Linked DNA regions of Mus musculus: region 2 is linked to region 1. Evidence: chromatin loops called from intact Hi-C (ENCODE). Cell type or tissue: left cerebral cortex. All regions are shown on one strand. Region 1 has its middle 36 kb from the start of Gm31603. Region 2 has its middle 5.6 kb from the start of Gm45805.

Region 1 (5,000 bases):
CGGACCAAGGCTGGGCTCAAATTGGAAACAGTCCTCAGGTCTCAGCATCCAGAGGGCTTCAATGAGGCACAGGCCACCGTGTTTGCTAAAATTGGGCATTTGATAGTTGGCACATAAAGCTTTAACATATTTATGAGTGCCCATGGCACCTCAATACATGTCTATATTGTGTGTTGCTCACATCCAGATATGGGTATTTGTGTCCTCAATCAGGAGACATTTCTTTGGGATGAAAATATCAAGAGTCCTCTCTCCCAGATTTCTTTTTGAAGTATGTTGTATGTTCTCATATTCTATGATTACCACCCCAAGGATTTGTTAATCAGTTGAGTGTGTGTGTGTGTGTGTGTGTGTGTGTGTGTGTGTGTACGTGTGTGTCTCTATGTCAGGTTCCTGCTGGTCTTGACACCTGCTCACCTTCCCATCTCCTCAGGTTCCCAGGGAATTCTGGGTAAGTGCTAGCACACCATCTCAGCTCTCTCTCTCTTAGATCTTAGTGAAGCTGCATTGGGGCACACAGGACTGCCCTGGCGTCTGTGAGCTGATGTGTCTGTAAAGGGGAGCCGGCACCTCTGCTGAGAACTTTGCCAAAGGCCTGAGGTCAGTTAGGAGTATCAGCAAGCAGGACAGACTCACCCACAAGGTGGTTGGCTCATTGCTGGCAAGTAGCAAAATCTCTTCTTCAACGGTGTTCACGGCACCCAGGGAAGGTTCTTTAAAGACAACTAACTGTTCAGCCCACTCCTTCCACCCTGGCAGCCAGGACAGAAAAGGTGAATAAGCCTGTTTATGTTCCTTGTGTGGTACGACGGAGAATCCAGCCCTGTAGAGAAACCATTTCCTGGACCTAGGGGAAGGATCAGAGGGGAAGTATGGTGACCACTAATCATGGTGATTGAGGGACAGGGGAGATTCCCTTCTATGTGTGATACACTAAACCAGCTATGCCACTCCTACCCACACACCAAAGGACACTGCATCTACCACAGAGACACTTGTACATCTGTGTTCACGATTGCTCTATTCATAGTATCCAAGAAATGAAGTCAGCCTAGATGCCCATCAACTGAGGACTGGATAGTGAAAAAGTGGTAAATAAACAATGGAATTTTATTCGGCCACGAAGAACAGTGAAATTATGGAATTTTCAGGGACTTGAGTAGATCTCAAAAATATTACATTTGGCTAAGGGACCCAGACTCAGAGGGTCACATGTTGGTCTTTCATACATGGATCCTAACTGTTAATGTCTGTCTGTGTGTAAATAAGGAGACGAGGAAGTAAACTTTGAAATTAGGCAAGGGTCCACAAAGGGGGAGGGAAGAAGGGGAAGGGCACGTGTCATGGAAGCAGAAAGAAGGGTGCTGGGAGTGGGGGGGGGGGCGCAGAGTGGGAAGAGTATGCGGGAGGGAAAGAGAAACCAAAACAATTTCATTCAGAAAAAAATTCCATAAAAAGGCATAACTCTCTGTATAAAACAAAACCAAAACCAGGTAAAGTGGGGTGGTGTGTGCCTGTAATCCAGCACACAAGAATCTGGGACAAAAGGTTAGGTTATGAGTTGAGGCCAGTCTGGGCTACTTCGTATCAGAGAACCATGTATGAATGTAGCTCAGTTCTAGAACACTTTGCTACCCAGTCTGAGCTACACAGTGGCTCCGTTTCAGAGAATCAGGTACTATAAATATAGGTCAGTGGCAGAGAACACTTTACTACCAGGGCAAGACCCTGCAGCTCTGAATGCCCTTATTTGAACGATAGAGACATTATACATTACCCTTGAAGAGCTAAGGTAAGGTCTACTTGAAATTTTCAAGTCCCGGGATGAAGCACTAGCAGAAAACCACCCAGGCCCTGGGATGTGGCCGAGAACCGCCCCCTCACTGCTGTGGTTTCTTTCCAAGAAGCTCAAAATGCGGCTGAATTAGGACTGTTTGCTTCCGTTCTAGCTGATTCCCAGTGCCAGGTTTACACTAAAGTTCTGGCCTGCAGAACAAAGACATTTCAAACCCAAATTAACCATGCCTCAGTTTGGAAACCCTGTCTGCATCCTGGCAGTGTCTGCCTCTGCCTCCCTAGCCACCTTCCAGTCCCACCCCCAACCTCAATATCCTTACCAGACATTCCGTTTATCCCAATTCTCAATCCTCCCTCTCTCTCTCATATGTGTGTGTGTACATGTGAATGTGTGTGAATTCCTGTGTTTGTGTGCATGTGTACATATAGGTCAGAAGTTGGCTTCTAGGGTGAATTTCTCTCTCTTTTTTTTTTTTTTTTTTTTTTTTTGACACCTTGTCTCACTGAACCCAGAGCTTCCTGATTCTGCTATAGTGTCTGGCCACTGAGCCTGGCTGACTACCTCCCAGTGCTATGGTTTACAGATAGGTAACTTCATATCTGGCTTTTACATGGGTTCTGAGGACCCAAACTCATGTCGTCATGTTTGAGCAGCAAGTACTTTCTCAACTGAGCCTTCTCCCCTTCTCTAGTTGCTCATTGCTATCATCAAAACCCTGACAAAAGCAACTTAGGAAGGAAGGAAGGAAGGAAGGAAGGAAGGAAGGAAGGAAGGAAGGAAGGGTTTGTCTTGGCTCACAGTTTGAGGGGAGGCCTGGCAGCAGGAGCTTGAGGCACCTGCTCACAAGCATCTACATCAGGAAGTGGAGAGAGATGGAAGCAGATTGCTCACTCACTTCCTCCTTTTGACTCTGCCACAGCACACGTCCATTGGGTATCTTAGTCCATTTGTGCTATAAAAGAAATACCCCAAGTGGGCAATTTATATTTCAGATAGGTGAGGAGCCCAAACACTATACAGAGCAATTGCCCATTTCTAAAGTGTTAGCCATGAACACAGAGTGCTGTTATAATAGGGTGGCTGGCAAGTGGTAGTCTTGGATAACGAGTACTAGTCCAGGGTATGAGATCAACCAGGGGAGACTTTCTTCTGTTTCCAGGTATCAAAGGGAACAACATGCTTTTAAGCAAAGCTTGGTGCTGGTGGCTAATCTGCCATGCTCACGTTTCTCAAGCTGAATGTGTCCATTCTGTGACACATAGAGAGGACCATGAGGCAGGTTCTCCTGCTTCTCCTGCTGATCAACATACCCATTTCATCTGCCTAGGAACATCAGTATTCTCTTTAGAATGTACCCCCTCTCATCTATGCACTTAGCTGCCCAGATGGCTTTTCCACCAGTTAGGCCCTCCCTATTCCCGTATTCCCAGAGGTGGAAATTCTTCAGTTTCTCTTGCAGCCATGCCTGCCATCCCTTAGAAGACATATAGGAACCTTAACCAGTGAATGGAAGTTCAACATGGAACCATGCTATGAGGAATCAGTACATTCCCTGGGAGTCTAGGGGCTGTGAAGCAGGTCTAAATGAACACAGAAAAGAGTGGAAATTTGTAGAGAGAAAGCTTACATCAAGACCAAGAGTAGGCATGGGCAGTAAAGGAGAAGAAAGTGGGCATTGCATTGAGGACAATCTGTGTTTCAGCCATTATCCTATTGTTCTTGTCTGTGTTAGGCATTGTGGGTCACTGTAGCAGAAAATGCAGTAGAAACATTGTAGCGGATGAAGGGCTTATGTGTTAGGCATGATGTCACTGTGCCAGACTGCCCAACAGAAACATTGTTGCAAAGGAACGGCTTACTTGGCTCACATTATTGCAGAAAAGATACGGAGAAGCACTGCATCCAGGAGTGGGGAGTGGAGCTGTTCATATCATGGTGGACCAGGAGGCAGAGAGTAGCTAGAACCTTCAAAGGCTTGTTCCTGGTAACCTGTTTCCACCAGCCAGGCCCCACTTCTTAAAGGTCCACAACATTCAAAACAGCACTGTGGGGTATTTCAGATTCAGACCATAGCACTATTCATAGAATTCTGGAGACACCCTCCCTGTCACCTGGCCAGGATTCCCAAACCATATTTCAAAGTATGGCACTAACAGCAGATACTCTCAGATTAGACCCTGCACATCCCAACCATTAAGACTTCCTGCTTTCAGCTGACGTCTGAAGTTGGCGTTCCTCCCTTGTCTGTCCTTGGCTTCCTTTCAAATGTTTTTCTAGCCCTCTGCTCTTCACTGAACAAACTTCTCCCTGCTGGCCAGACTCCTTACTTCTGTCTTTCCTTGGAGTTGGAATACTTTGGTTTCATCATCTCCTTTAGCAGATATTGTAAAATCCTATGGCCACGGGTGTATGCAACACTGTTCCTAAGGAGGTGTGAGCATGACCTCATCCCGAGGTGAACAAATGGCTACCTTTTCTCTCTTTCCACCACACTGCTGTCTCTAAATACCTCATTTAGTTTCTTGGGGCCCTGAGATAGCTTTGTGCACTTGGAGGAGCTGGCCAAGGGAGAATGTAATTGGAAAGATATTTAATTTGGACCTGGTGGGGCATTTCACAGCCTTCTCGGCATATATTGAGCTATTTCCTGATAACTGTTCTGATGGAGTGATGACTTCCAGGAATGCAACTGATTCCACCCTGCTGATCCATTGCCCTGTGGAGACCCAGGCCTCAGGTAATAGCGTAAGTGTGTCCTGTGGTTCCAGCCCCAGAACCATGGAGATATGGGAGCAGGAAGTGCAATGCACCATGTCTGTGGGGCACCTGCATCTGCTTTATGGACTTTTGACAGTTCTCAGAGGTGTTGAACTGAAAGGAAGAGATTGTGTTTTCCCTGATGCCTGGTTAATTCTTCCTACAGAAATCTACCTGGTCACCCAGAAAATGCAATTAGGAATGTAGAGAATAGACTTAGAGAGACAAGGAGAGAGGTGGGGTCTGTGGTTGACTATGATATGGACATATAAAGTGCTCTTTGGATGATTGGACGTAGGATAAGGATGATGATGGTGGTGATGGTGGTGGTGATGGTGATGGTGATAGTGATGATGGTGATGATGGTATGTGTATGTGTCTGCCTCTATATGTGTGTGTACTGATGTATATTATACTGGATATATACACTTAATTCCACAACAAT
Region 2 (5,000 bases), 59 kb before region 1:
ACTGGGCTCCTGTGTTTGCCTTTCCAGGTGGGAGGCCACACCCCTGTGCTTATGTGGATGCTGAGGACAGGATTTCTGGTCTTCATGCTTCTACAGCAAGTTCTTCATCTTTTGAGTCATCTCCTCAGCCTCACAGTGAACTTGCACCCACAGAGGATTAAGATGGATCACAGTACATTGGGTTAGCTCATTTCACATATCAGATATGATCTATCCATCTGATAGGGTCATGGGTATGAAACACGGGAAGATGTGTAGGGCATCTATGTGAAATACATCTAATGGCGTTTTTCACAGGCCTGGTCCCTGGCTGGCCGTCTACTGATCCTGTTTACAGACAGTCACCTTCTTGAGTCATCAAGATTCTCCTCACATCCCTCACTGGTGTCAGCACAGCTAGAGCAGGGCCGTGGAGCATGCATCCCTAAGGGTTAGAGCTTACCTCACCTCAGCCTCCATGCCAAGCAGGCAGGATGCTGCCAGTAAGCTAAAAATGCACGGGAGTCGTTTGGGTGAAGTACAGTGGGGTTTGTGTTTATGTTGGGTTAAGGTGAGCCCGGGCCTAACTGTTGCCCAGTTGGGTGGTGAAGGAGGACTGTAGGAGAAACCGGGGCACCCAGGGTTCTCCATGGCCCAGAGACGCCCGATGACACTCCCAGTGACTGCTGCTGTCTATGACAGATTGTCTGGGAGCACACCTCACCTTCAGCTTATAAATAGAATCATGTCTGAGGAGATCTGCACAGTGGGCAGGTGCCATCTGTGCCAAGGTTTTGTTTGTTTGTTTCTTCACTTGGCTTCCATCCAGGGTTGAACACAGAGCTGATCGCTGGATGGGGCCATAAGTAAACAATAGATCCATGGTGTGGTTTGAAGATATGAGTTTCCCATGACACAGCTGTAATGGCCCCGGTGTCCCAGTGGTACATTTCAGCCCTTAAAACAATAAATCCTGGTGCAACATTGTATCTATTGCATTGTTTAAGGAAACTAGTACCAGTTACAAAGAAGCTGCTTAAAACATACCCATGGCCCCGTATATATGCCTTTTCTAAGGGAGGTGGATGGCTGAAGAACCCAAGCTCCTCCTATATTGTTATTCTGTATGCCCTATACCCTTTTAGACCTCTGTCTAGAGGCAGAACTTGATGAAGATGATACTTACCGTATTCTGGAATGATGGGGGAGACATACCCTCATGCCAATCTTGCACTATGGAAAGTACCATGCTGGTGTGGCTGGGCAGTTAGCCTCCTCTGCCATGATAATAGCATGAACTTCCATAGCCTCAGTCTCTGCATCTGTCAGATACAGGACAACGGAGTCTGCTTCTGAAGGTTACTGGAAGCACCAGCACTGATTCATAGAGGTTTTGCTGGGCCACAGTCAGTGCTATAGATGTTACATTCAAGGCTGTGACCAGTGCCAGAGAGAAGGGCTCTCTCACCATCTGGAGGCAGGGAGTACATCCCCACCCCAACTGCTTTCAGTTCTATGCCCATGCCTCGCTTCTGCCTGAACAGGCCTCCTAATGACCATTATGCAATATGCATTCTGTGTTTTGATTATTATGCTAATGCAAGCCTATTTCATTGTGATTACAGTGTGATATGTATTATCTATTCTGATGATTATGTATATGCAAATGAATAGCTCACTCAGACATGTGTCTCATAGGCTCAGTCTTGCTAGGGCACTGGCAGAAGCTTTTAAATGTTGCCCTCATTGTTTGCCATTGTTCAAAATATCTTCTATTAAAAAAGCAATGCAGGTCATTGTAAAAATGGCCAACACACAGACAGCAACAGAATGGGACTCAGAAGCCACTTTCCCGCCCTCTTCTTTACTTGTTGCTTGGATAAGTAACCGTTGTGAACAGTCTGGGCAAATCTTTCCAGAAATATTCTGTGCTTAGACACAAGCTATATAAATGCTTCTACTTTGCACAAAAGCAAATCACACTGAAATGTTATTTTTCTTTTCCACTATTTTGGTGTCTGGTCTAATTTAGTATTTTTAACAGTCAAGCAGAAACCCACGATGGAGATGGCTGTAGTCTTTCTCCTCAGAGAAGAGATGTTTAGGGATTGTTGCCAAGGTATCAAATTTCTCTTTTTTTTTTGAGAGCTAAATGTGTGTGTTCCCTAAACCTGCTTCCATCCTATCACAGATACTTCCAAACCACAGACCCATAGGAAGAGCCCACTAGCTTCCCATTATACCTCTGCTGTGGTTCCCAGAAGTAGATGAGCCTGGTCCCAAAGCATGTGTTATGAAGAGTAAGTCCACAGAGGAATCAAGGGGTCAAACACCCCCATCCTGTGCCTGCAGCCTCAACTCCCCGGAAGAACAGAGCACCAGAGATACTTGGTTTCCCTTCAAAGACACGGTTCAGGGCTCAGTTCATTCCAGTCTAGGTTCTCAGCACAGCACAAACCAATGGCTTGTGCAACATGAAGAAGATTTGGTCAGAGAGCGATATTTTTGGGTGTGTGTGGGGGTGACTCTCCTGTCTCCTTGAAAGAAATAATTTGGTTGTGGTGGTTTGAATAAGAATGGTATGCCATAGGATCATATGTTTAAATGCTTAGTCATCTGGGAGTGGCAATATTTGAAAGGATTTAGTGGGGTGGTCTTGTTGGAGAAAGAGTGTCACTGGGGGGTGTACCAGCTCTCTGAAATGCTAAGCAAGCCTCTAATTAAATGCTTGCCTTTATAAGAATTGTCTTGGTCATGGTGTCTCCTCACAGCAATAGATCAGTGAGCAAGACACAGACAGTTTAAGTAGAAGTTTACTCCAAAGACTCTAGAGGGGGAGGGGGAGGGGGAGGGGGAGGGGGAGGGGAGAGGAACAGAAGGGCCCGTGACTTAGATTATTTTGATACTCATTACAACTGTGAAACCCTCCCCAAGAGCAGGCTCCTATCGATGGACCTCCTAAAGCCAGTGCTTTGTCCCACTTTGAGAATTGCTGCCCTGGAACCTTCTATTTCTCTGTGCGTGTGATTTAAGCAGAAATACTAGCAGTCTCGGGAATGTGTAAGATTTCTGTCAGGAGTAAGTGAACTCTGTCTCTGAGCTGAGCCTTCCTGAACATGGGATGATATTTTTGACCACAATGATCCTTACGGAATGTTTTTCTCTCTGTTTTTTTCTGGAAAGAAAATAAAATGTATCCATTTCCAGTTACCTCTGTGGATAAGGAGTAAAGAACAAGGAAGTGTCCCGGGGCTCTCATTCCTGCAGATGTAGGGATCTTTTTATTGCCTAATGTGCTTTGGGCCAGACTTGCATCGGTCCTATTTTTAGACTTGGTGAATTTGGCCTCTTTTTCAACAGATCATATTAATGAACTACAGATGGGCCATAATTGATTCCTTTCTGTCACAATTATTTCACAGGCAAGCCGAATGCACTCAGTGTCTCCTTGGTGACTAGTTACCTGGTTCCTAAAAATCCCCACTAGATCTGCAAGCAGGTTTCCTTTTTGGCTTGGACAGTAGAGGACAGACTATCTGAGATGGATCCAGAAGTACTTAGATGTGTATTTGGCGTCCTTGGCAGTCACAGTGGATATTTGGGGATCTTGGTGACTCTGTAATATGTCAAAAGGAGATGCTTACACTTAAAGTCTTGGTGAGTGGAGGATGGGCAGTGTTACTGGTTCCCACGGGACACATTTCCATCTCAGGTCAACAGTCTCACAAGGACTTTACCTCCCTTTTGGTGACAGCTTCAAGCAGTGCTGTACATCTTGGATCCAGAATGCACTTTAAAGTTTTAGTTAGTGTGTGTGTGTGTGTGTGTGTGTGTGTAGGGTGCATGTACACATACACACAGGTGTATGCACGTACCACAATGCATGTGTAGTAAGTAGTCAGAGGACAACTTAGGGAAGTTATTTCTTTTCTCCTACCATGTAGGTTCCAAGGATTGAACTCAGCATATCAGGCTTGGTGGCTGTCTTTGTTAGGGTTTTACTGCCGTAGACAGACAAGGCAACTCTTATAAAGTCAACATTTAATTGGGGCTGGCTGCCATAGATGTGTAAACTGTTGCTTGATTCAAAATGTCTGCTGCAGGAAGAAGGCGGCCGAATGCATTCAAGGGCCAGCGAGCCTTCTGCTTCCAAGGAATAATAACTGGCGTCCTGGAAGTATGTCAGAGGGTCAGTCCATTATCACCAAGGCGGGAATATGGCAGCATCCAGGCAGGTATGGTGCAGGAGGATCTGAGAGTTCTACAACTTCATCTGAAGGCTGCTAGCTGATACTGACTTCCAGGCAGTCAGGCTGAGGGTCTTAAAGCCCAAGCCCACAGTGACACACCTATTCCAAGGCCACACCCACTCCAACATGGCCACACCTTCTAATGGGGCCACTCCCTGGGCTAAGCATATACAAACCACAGTAGCAAACGCCATTACCTATCATTCTACCTTCCTGGCCCAGAGTATTCTCCTTTGTTTTCTTCAGCAACTTTTCCCTTTGACTACACGCGAAATTGAAGCCAGCACTGGGGGGCGGGGTAGGGGTGGACGTGCTACATTGTGTTCTTACACAAAAGCTAAGAGAACATGAACTTGGAAGCACAGCTGGGCAAGGTGCTGTCCCCTCCAGATCGTACAACCACGAAGATTGCTGACCCTGCTGACTGATACTTGCGTCCTCCTTGTTTTTATTTATCCATCTACTTATTTTGCTGTGTGAATGTGTGGGCATGTATGTGTGCAGATTCATGAGCCTACGTGTACCCGGAAGAGGATGTCATGGGTGCACTTTCTTAGCCTCTATCTTATTCCCATAAGACGGGTTATCTTATTGAACTGAGTCTGGAATAGCAACTTTCAAGCTCCAGCTCCTATCTCCCCCCAGTATTACTGCTATTACAGGCATGCACATATGGCCACACCTATTTTTTTAAATTAATACATGGGTAATGGAGATTTGAACTCGGGTCCTCCTACTTGCACAACAAGTCCTGTTCCCCACAGAGACAGC

What was found. Peaks named below come from ENCODE experiments on the same cell type or tissue, not always from the same donor. Only the 100,000 strongest peaks of a DNase experiment are listed, where the experiment ranks them.
Region 2: a loop joins it to region 1, with 4 times the contacts of the local background. A loop is called at or near these places in 2 of 42 quality-filtered maps.

The regions. Positions count from the first base shown.
Region 1 is chr8:126,691,511-126,696,510 of GRCm38, reverse strand. No RefSeq gene overlaps it. Among named protein-coding and RNA genes, the nearest start is that of Gm31603, 36 kb to the left of the region's middle. In left cerebral cortex, no CTCF peak of the experiment used is centred here; DNase peaks (open chromatin) are centred at 810, 1,918 and 4,022; H3K27ac peaks cover 1,055 bases.
Region 2 is chr8:126,750,207-126,755,206 of GRCm38, reverse strand. No RefSeq gene overlaps it. Among named protein-coding and RNA genes, the nearest start is that of Gm45805, 5.6 kb to the left of the region's middle. In left cerebral cortex, no CTCF peak of the experiment used is centred here; a DNase peak (open chromatin) is centred at 1,907; H3K27ac peaks cover 322 bases.